2 separate regions of the Mus musculus genome follow, and region 1 is linked to region 2. The links are chromatin contacts, found by Hi-C or POLR2A ChIA-PET in ENCODE. All regions are on one chromosome and are shown on one strand. Each heading gives the region's core, a stretch centred on a gene start or an enhancer-like site at or near the end of the contact. The rest is flanking DNA. Distances are from core to core; before and after follow the strand shown.

Region 1 (3,746 bases), core at 1,104-3,603, 36 kb before region 2:
GATATCTTGATGGCACTAGTAAGAACCTGGCTAAAGATAGTGACCGTGTGTACAGTGGGAATTGTGGGGTGTTGGGAAGGGAAAATTAAATCAGTGGCCGAGGGAAAGTTCTGGGAAGCTCCAAGCAGGAAAGTGCTGCAAGAAGGGACAGAGCAAGAGTTGCCTGTGGTGCTGGTCACTATGTTCAAATCCACACCAGGGTCTTTGGATTTGCTGGCTGGAATGACAGACGTAACCACACAGGGGGCTGTGGTGGCTAGGCTGTGGAAAAGATGGGTAGAATCAGAACTCAGTGAAGAAGAGGGCTGCCTGGTGTGCACAGGAGCTGTCTCAGACATAGTTTGAAGCGGTTCTATACTGCCAAAGATAGGCTTGAAGGTGGGCCTTAAGATACCTGGAGTTGTAGAGGGAGAAGAGCTTGAAGAGGCCTCAGCCATGACAGAAATTCTGGAGTATGAGGCAGTTCTAACCTCAGTACTGTGAACAGGCCCCCAAATAGGTCTTAATGCTAAGTGAGAAGACGTCTCCACGGGAAGTACAGATGCAGGAAGATGGAGAATTGGGTTACTCACCACCCCAACCAAAGTGCTTTGTGTGGTGGGTGCTGTGGGGTTAATGACAGATGAGTGTGGGGGCACAGCAGACCTGTGAGCCCGAGGGATTGAAGATAGCCAGGTGGAATCAGTGACTGGTGTTGTGGGAGAGCTTGGAGACGCCTGGGTGGAAGCAATTGAGGGATTTGAGTCTGAAGAGATGCCTTGGATGTGCTCTAACTGTGAGCACCCGAGTGGGGCAGGCATATTCTTCAAGCTTTCCAGCTGAGGGTTCACGTGGGTGCTAAGAACTCTCTCAGAAGACGACCGACTGAGAGACAAGGTAGGCTGAATTCCAGCCCTCATCTCTGGAATGGAGTCTCCGGCTGTCCCGGTTGTAGCTTCTGTGGTTTGGTTGCTCGGCACAGCTTGCCCCTCTAATGTTGGGTCCTCTTCAGTGACAACAGGACCTTGCTGGCAAGGTATAGTTAGCAGGTCCCTAGGGCCAGACTGCAGTAGAGGAATCTCTCCATTTAGCTGTCCAGAGCTGCTGGGTGTGACTGAGAGGTGAGAATTAGGACTCTCTCCTGCTTTTTTCAATGGCCATTCTGGAGTCTGGACTAATGTCCTGAGAAAATGTCTCTTCCAAGATCCTGAGAGCTCTCTAGAAGAACTGTAAGAACTGGTAATAGCATTTCTTTTTGTGCTGGGGGGGCCTTGGGTATGTATGCTGGCCACAAGGGCCCCAGAGAAGCAACCGGATCTCTTACATTTATCATCTGAGCTCTGGACATGGGGTCTCCTTTTCAGAGACCCAGGCCTGGCCACAAACGAAACAGTGGCCCCACTTTTCAACAGGGGCTTAAAGGCGGACCATACGGAGGCCGAATGCCTTTGGCTGTCGGAGGTGTCCGGGAACAGTGGCTCTTCCCACCTGGCTCTGCCCTTCCTGCACTGGAGGAGGGCCCTCAGCACCGGGTCCTTTCCACAGGGCCCTGGTGGCTCCTCTGAAGGTCCCGCGGAGTTCACCACTCTTGAGACCGGGAACAAGGGCCGTGGTCTCCGCTCAGGAGGCGAGATCTTGACTGTCACCGGACTCCATGTGGCCCGAGGGTGACGAAGGGACCAAATATTACGCTTCAGGTAACTTTCCCACCAGTCTGAAGGAAGAGAGCCCATGATGGGGTTCTGTGGCCTCTTCATGGGGAAGCGCCTCCAGGCCTCACTGACGAAAGCGGTAGGGTTGGCGGGATCCCAGTTGGGCGGCCTCCGGGCCGGCCTGTGTCTCCGAGCGGGCTGGGCGCGGTGGACATGCTGCACCCGGTGGACCTGGTAGAGGGGCCTAGCGGGTCGGCGGCTCGCAGGCTTCTCCCCTGAGTCTGCGCGCCCCTGTGCTGGGGACCGCGGCGAGGACCCCGCTTTGCCCAGGTAGCTGCCCATGCTGAGAGGCGCGGACGGGCGGTGACTTCTAGCCCCGTTTCAACCTCGGCGGAGGCGGCCGAATCCAAGCATCCGCTGCTCGAGTGACGGTTGGGCCACGAGCGCCAGAAAAGCGCGAGGGAACTGGGGAGCTGGCGACACGCGGGCCACGGCAACCACGTCAGCCCGCTCTGGGATCTGCGGTCTGAGCACCACACTGGCAGAGCTCATGGGGGCTCGGTGTCTAGCATCCAGGCAGGACCCGGCCTTGGACCTGGATGCGCATTGGTGCGCGTCCCAGTTCCCCAAACTCTGAGCTGGAAGCGACTCTGGGTGATTTGAATCCCTTCATCGTACGAGTGAACGTACGAGGGAACGAGTGGGTGTGCTCGAGAGGGCACAGGACCAGAGGAAGATGGAACTGTTTAGGCAGGCTATAGGGCATTGTGACTTGTCAATGGGAAAGGCAGCAGCCAGCTGAGGTAATGTCTGTGAGTTCTATCAGAGCCTCCTCATGGCCAAACCCAGCATCATACCTTCAGGGGATAAAGTCAGGATTTGTAACCTTGCACCCTGGCGGGAAAGGGTCTATTTAGAAGACACTTGGAGCTCCTCTTCCCGACCAAACCTCTATTCACTTGCAGAATTAGTGTGTTAAACAAGTTGATAGAAGTTGAAGGTAAAACTGACTTCTTAGGGGGATACAGAAAGTTTCACTCTACACCCCTATGCTGGCCAGTGGACCAAAGTATCAAAGAACTCTGCCTGGCCATGAGCTAGAATCTTACATTTCACCCAAAACAAAACAAGTAGCTAACCAAGCACTTTCTCAAAACAGTATTGACAAGCAAGATGGCCAAGTCTGAGCATGCACTTGGTGGAAGGAGTGAGCTAACTCCCATAAGCTGTCCGCTGAGCTCCAAATACACAATATAGCAATAGCGTGTGTGTGTGTGTGTGTGTGTGTGTGTGTGTGTGTGTGTATACATACACACTGTATATACATACATACTGTGTATACATACACACTGTATACACGAAATGTAATTTTTAAAATTTTAAGTAAGGTGGAGAGACTCTCCATGAGCACACGAAAGTACCCCACACATACACAGAGCTACTGTAAGACATTCAGGAAATATAGAAAGTAGAAACTTCTATGTCTCAACAATAGAGCATCTATCTACAAATGTGAAACAGTTCTAGAAGTTCACACTGAGATGCCCCTAGCATGTAAGGAGGGTAGGAATAAATAGGGCTGTATCCAGCTATTAAGTGTCCCCAGGAGGTGGTTGCATAGAGAAACTGGGGAAGGAGGTGAACTAAAATTTGAGTGAGGATGACTGAATGGGACATACGTTTACAATGTATGCTGAGAAAATCATTCAATTGTGGGAGTTCACCACACATGTAACAAAACAGAGTTTGCAAATCCACAGGAATGATTGCTGGTTGCTTAAGACTGGGGCAGAAGGAAGAATAAAGGAGAGGACAGAAAGGTAACAGTATAATGATTTGTGTGCTATTGTTGTTATCTTTTGTTTTGTTTTTGTTTGGTTGGTTTGGTTTGGTTTTGGTTTTGGTTTTTGGTTGTTTTGTTTTGTTTTGTTTTTGAGACAGAGTTTCTCTATGTAGCCCTGGATGTCCTAGAACTCACTCTATGTTGACCAGGCTGGCCTTGAACTCACAGAGACCTACCTACCTCTGCCTTCTGAGTGCTGGGATAAAAGGTGTGCACCATTGCCCAATTGTTGTTATTTTTTAAGTAGTAAAAATTGACTATTGGGATTTTTT
Region 2 (3,744 bases), core at 614-3,113:
CAGCAATCCAGAAAAATGTTTTACTTTTCTTCCTGGAAATAACAACTATGTCTCCCCTTCCTTTATATGTCAGAATCCCCCAACCCCCTAAAAGGTTCAACTGAGGCCTCTGTACCATCCTGAGAAGGCTCAGCAGAAACAAACAAACAAACAAACAAACACACAAACAACAAAAACCAAACTCTGCCTTAATATTCATCTTTGTCTCTTGACACTTCACATGGTTCATACAGAGAAATGTGAAGTCCTCATTGATGAAGCAAGGCACTCTTGCTGAGTCCTCTCTGCTTCACATAAAGCATGAGTAAACAGTAGGGTATAATAGTGCATGCCTTTAATCCCAGCACTAAGGACGCAAAACCTTGTGGGTCCCAGTGAGTTTATTCAGTGACACTCTCCCATACCTAACGAAAGTAAAGACATGCAAGCACACACTTATACACATAAAACAAAATCTTTTTAAAAAAATTAACAAAAATGTGATAAGGGAAAGATAGTAATAGATCATACTCTTAGGTATTTTTAAAAGGACATTTAAAGAACTGTTTAGTTTTAGGCATTGCAATGTAAGAAATATGCTAACTAGGAAAAGACTACTCAAAGAAGTCTAGCGATCTTATATGGACCTATCATAGGAAATGAGACTTAGGCTGCTTGACAGGGAACTTAGGAGTTCTAACAGCTGAATTCACAGGTAACGGCATCATTGTAAAATTACTGACAGTATCTGGTGCTTTTAAGATCTACACACAGGTTACAGGACTAGGCACTGTTAGTAAAAGGAACTAAAAAACAAGGAAACATTTGCACCCAAATGGTGAGTTTAAGTCCACACACACACTTGCACCAGAACAAGCTTGAAAAAATTGCTTTCTGCAAGATATTTCAAAACTAATCTTTGCAATAAGTTAAAACACCTTTTTTTTTCTGACTAAAGTTTTCTATTCGGAAATGTAATAAAAGAGAAATGTCAAGAGGATCAGATATTCTGAACTGTTGTTCCTTTTCAAATTCTGATGTCCAGAACTCAGAATTAATTCTTTCAAGCCTCTTTCGATGATGTAATTAGGTTTCTTTACCCCTGGCCACATTACTTCTTCCTCCCACCTCTCAGTTCGCCATACACCAGTCCTCTCTGCCCTGGCCATTGCCATTACCTGCCATCCCAGGAGCTCTACGTCTTCCGCTAGAACTTGGACACGTGGATACCTGGGCAGCTTCAGTTTGGGACTTGGATGTCCCGCTCTCCTTCCAGAGTAGGTGTCTTATGCTCTACGAGACTGGCCTACCAGGCACAGGATACACTCTGCAGCACGCGTCTTACAGTCGCACCTCAGACTCGTACAGAGTAGCCAAGAGGTCCTGTCCAAGATCGGACGTGCACAGGGGAAGTTTGGATTGCTACAAGAAACAAAAAGTGAATAGGGAGCGAACAGCTCTGCCTCGCTGCAGTAGAGACTCTGGGCGCCCACCTAGTCTTGGCCACCCGCCCTCCACAGGGTCTGCGATCTCCCACTTTCCCAGGCGGCCAGACACACCTGTTGCGGGGCACACCAGAAAGGCGGGCTGCTCCGCATTTTGCTGGCCCGGCCCAGAACAAAGGAACAAAGCCTTGGGGAACCCGCGGTCCCCGGCAACGCCGAGGGGAGGCGCGCCCCCTTCCCTGACTCCCCGGCTTCCTCCCGCGCATGCCGCACTACGCGAGCCCGCAAGGTGACGTCACACACCCAAGGCGCTGGTGGTTGCCATGGTGATACCTGGACTCCAGTCTTGTGACGCACTCCAAGGATCCTGGATCCAGATGACCTGGGATGGTCATCAAAACTCAGGCTGTGAGTTTACGCCGTGGGACGAGCCAAACGCCCACCCCTTTCCACGCCCACAGTCGGCTTAGCGGTCACTTCCGGTCGCGTAGACCCTTTCCCTTGGTTTCCCCCTCCCCGCAACACACAGGAGCGCCTCACCGGGGAACACAAAGGACCACAATTCCCAGAATGCAACGCGCAGTGTTTCTGAATTACTTTTCCCAGGTTTCCACAAATGCTGCAGTCCCTCCTGGTGGCTCGGGAGGTTGAACCTGCCTACCGTTTGTGTCCAGTGATTTGGATTGTGAGCAGAGGTGGCCATATATAGCGTTTGTAACCAATATTCACACACCCTCAGGGTTTTGGGCGGAGATGTTGGGGGCAGTACCATGCCCCTCAGGCTGGTCTCGAACTTGCTATATACATGTGGCTGGCCTTGAAATCCTGATCCACCTTCTCCACCTCCTAAGGATCTGACCTCCCCTCACAGAGAATTTCAAAATGCAAGCGTACATTTCATCGTTCAACCCTACTTTTATTACCTGGTTGGTCTGCATTCTCATTTATATGGTATTTGTCGTTTTGAAAATATTTTTTCGTTTTCATGTCTTCGAAAAACGACTCTCATTTTTTTTTTAAATACTAAAGAAGCCGGGAGAAGGTGATGGTACAGTATTTTACATACTGCACGTTTCCTTGCCTAGCACTTAAAGCATATCCATTAGTGCTCTAGACGAACACAGAAGATTGCAACAAATAGGTTTTTATGTTTCAAAGATGTGGCCCACTCATCTAAGGGCTTCTGTTCCTCCCCAGTTATTTGACAGAAGGGCTAAAGTGGCTCCCCTCCTTAGCTGAGAGCACCAGACCTGGAAATGATAATGCTACACATGAAAACTTTAAGGAAAGGGGATGATATTTAGAGAAATGGTTGCAACAAGACATTCGATAAAAAAGAGAATGCAAACAGCAATCATGTTTAGTTTTTTTTTTTTAATTGATTTTATGTGTCTGTTTGTGGGCATATGTGAAGGGACATGCTTTGGTGTCCAGAAAAGGATGTAGGAGCCCTTGGAACTAGAATTTATAGAAGACTGCATGCTTAGGACCAGACTTCTAACACTAGCTTTTCTGTTTGCTGGCTAGGAGCACCTCACAGGTTTTGGTTCTGGGAATGGGGCTCTGTTGAAATAAATGCCTGGACACATGAAAGTGACTTTGAAATTTGATTATGAGTAGAAGCTAGAAGAATTACTGAGTTATAGCATTTAAACTAAATTATTCTTAAAAGATGGATGCTGGGGATGGTGAGATAGCTCAGCGGGTAAGAGCACTAACAGCTTTTCAGGAGGTCCTGAGTTCAAATCCCAGCAACCACATGGTGGCTCACAACCATCTGTAGTAACATATGAGGCCCTTTTCTGGTGTCTAAAGACAGCTACAATGTACTTACATATAATAAATAAATTATTTTTTAAAAAGTCTCAAATGCCTTTAAAAAATGGATGCTATATAGACATTAGATTCTAGTGATGACTCAGATGGAAGTGAGGTGCATGGGAAACAGCTACAGTCATCTTTCATATATTCTCATGGTTAGGACAGTCAACCACATGTCTGTTTACTACACTGAAAAATCCAGACTGGGAGATATTTGAAAACTGTAATGACAATTTTGGAATTTTGGTTGTTTTTTTGTTTTTTTTTTTTTTTTTTTTTTTAAGAAATATAAGAATGTGTTCTAGTTTTAATCCCAGGTGTGGGATTACGAGGCTGCTTCAGACTGTCCAAAGCAGTTGATTATGATTTACCTCATGCTCTAGCAGAGGCATGGTTTTGCCAGCTGCAGATTGTTTCTGCAACTATGTGACGTTTGGGATTTTAGGAACCTTTCAAACGCTAGGGCACTGAGAGGTGGGGTTGGTGGTTGGTGGTCATT

Evidence for each region. Hi-C counts contacts between places; a loop is a spot of excess contacts on that map. ChIA-PET counts read pairs that join two places held with the same protein, here RNA polymerase II (POLR2A).
Region 1: a map of left cerebral cortex shows a loop between it and region 2 (2.4-fold over the local background). The contact joins the promoter of Pom121l2 here to the promoter of Zfp184 in region 2. A Hi-C loop is called at or near these places in 13 of 37 maps with a recorded cell type or tissue (T-helper 2 cell, adrenal gland, gastrocnemius and 2 more). POLR2A ChIA-PET finds 5 or more read pairs at or near these places in 3 of 5 experiments (Patski and embryonic stem cell).

What each region holds. Positions count from the first base shown.
Region 1 is chr13:21,979,788-21,983,533 of GRCm38, reverse strand. It overlaps Pom121l2 (POM121 membrane glycoprotein-like 2 (rat)), which reads right to left and starts at 2,353. Exons shown (of 1, transcript NM_001162928.1): 1 at 1-2,353. The coding sequence starts at 1,973.
Region 2 is chr13:21,943,213-21,946,956 of GRCm38, reverse strand. Zfp184 (zinc finger protein 184 (Kruppel-like)) reads right to left here and starts at 1,863. Exons shown (of 6, transcript NM_183014.1): 1 at 1,758-1,863; 2 at 1,158-1,401. The coding sequence starts at 1,164.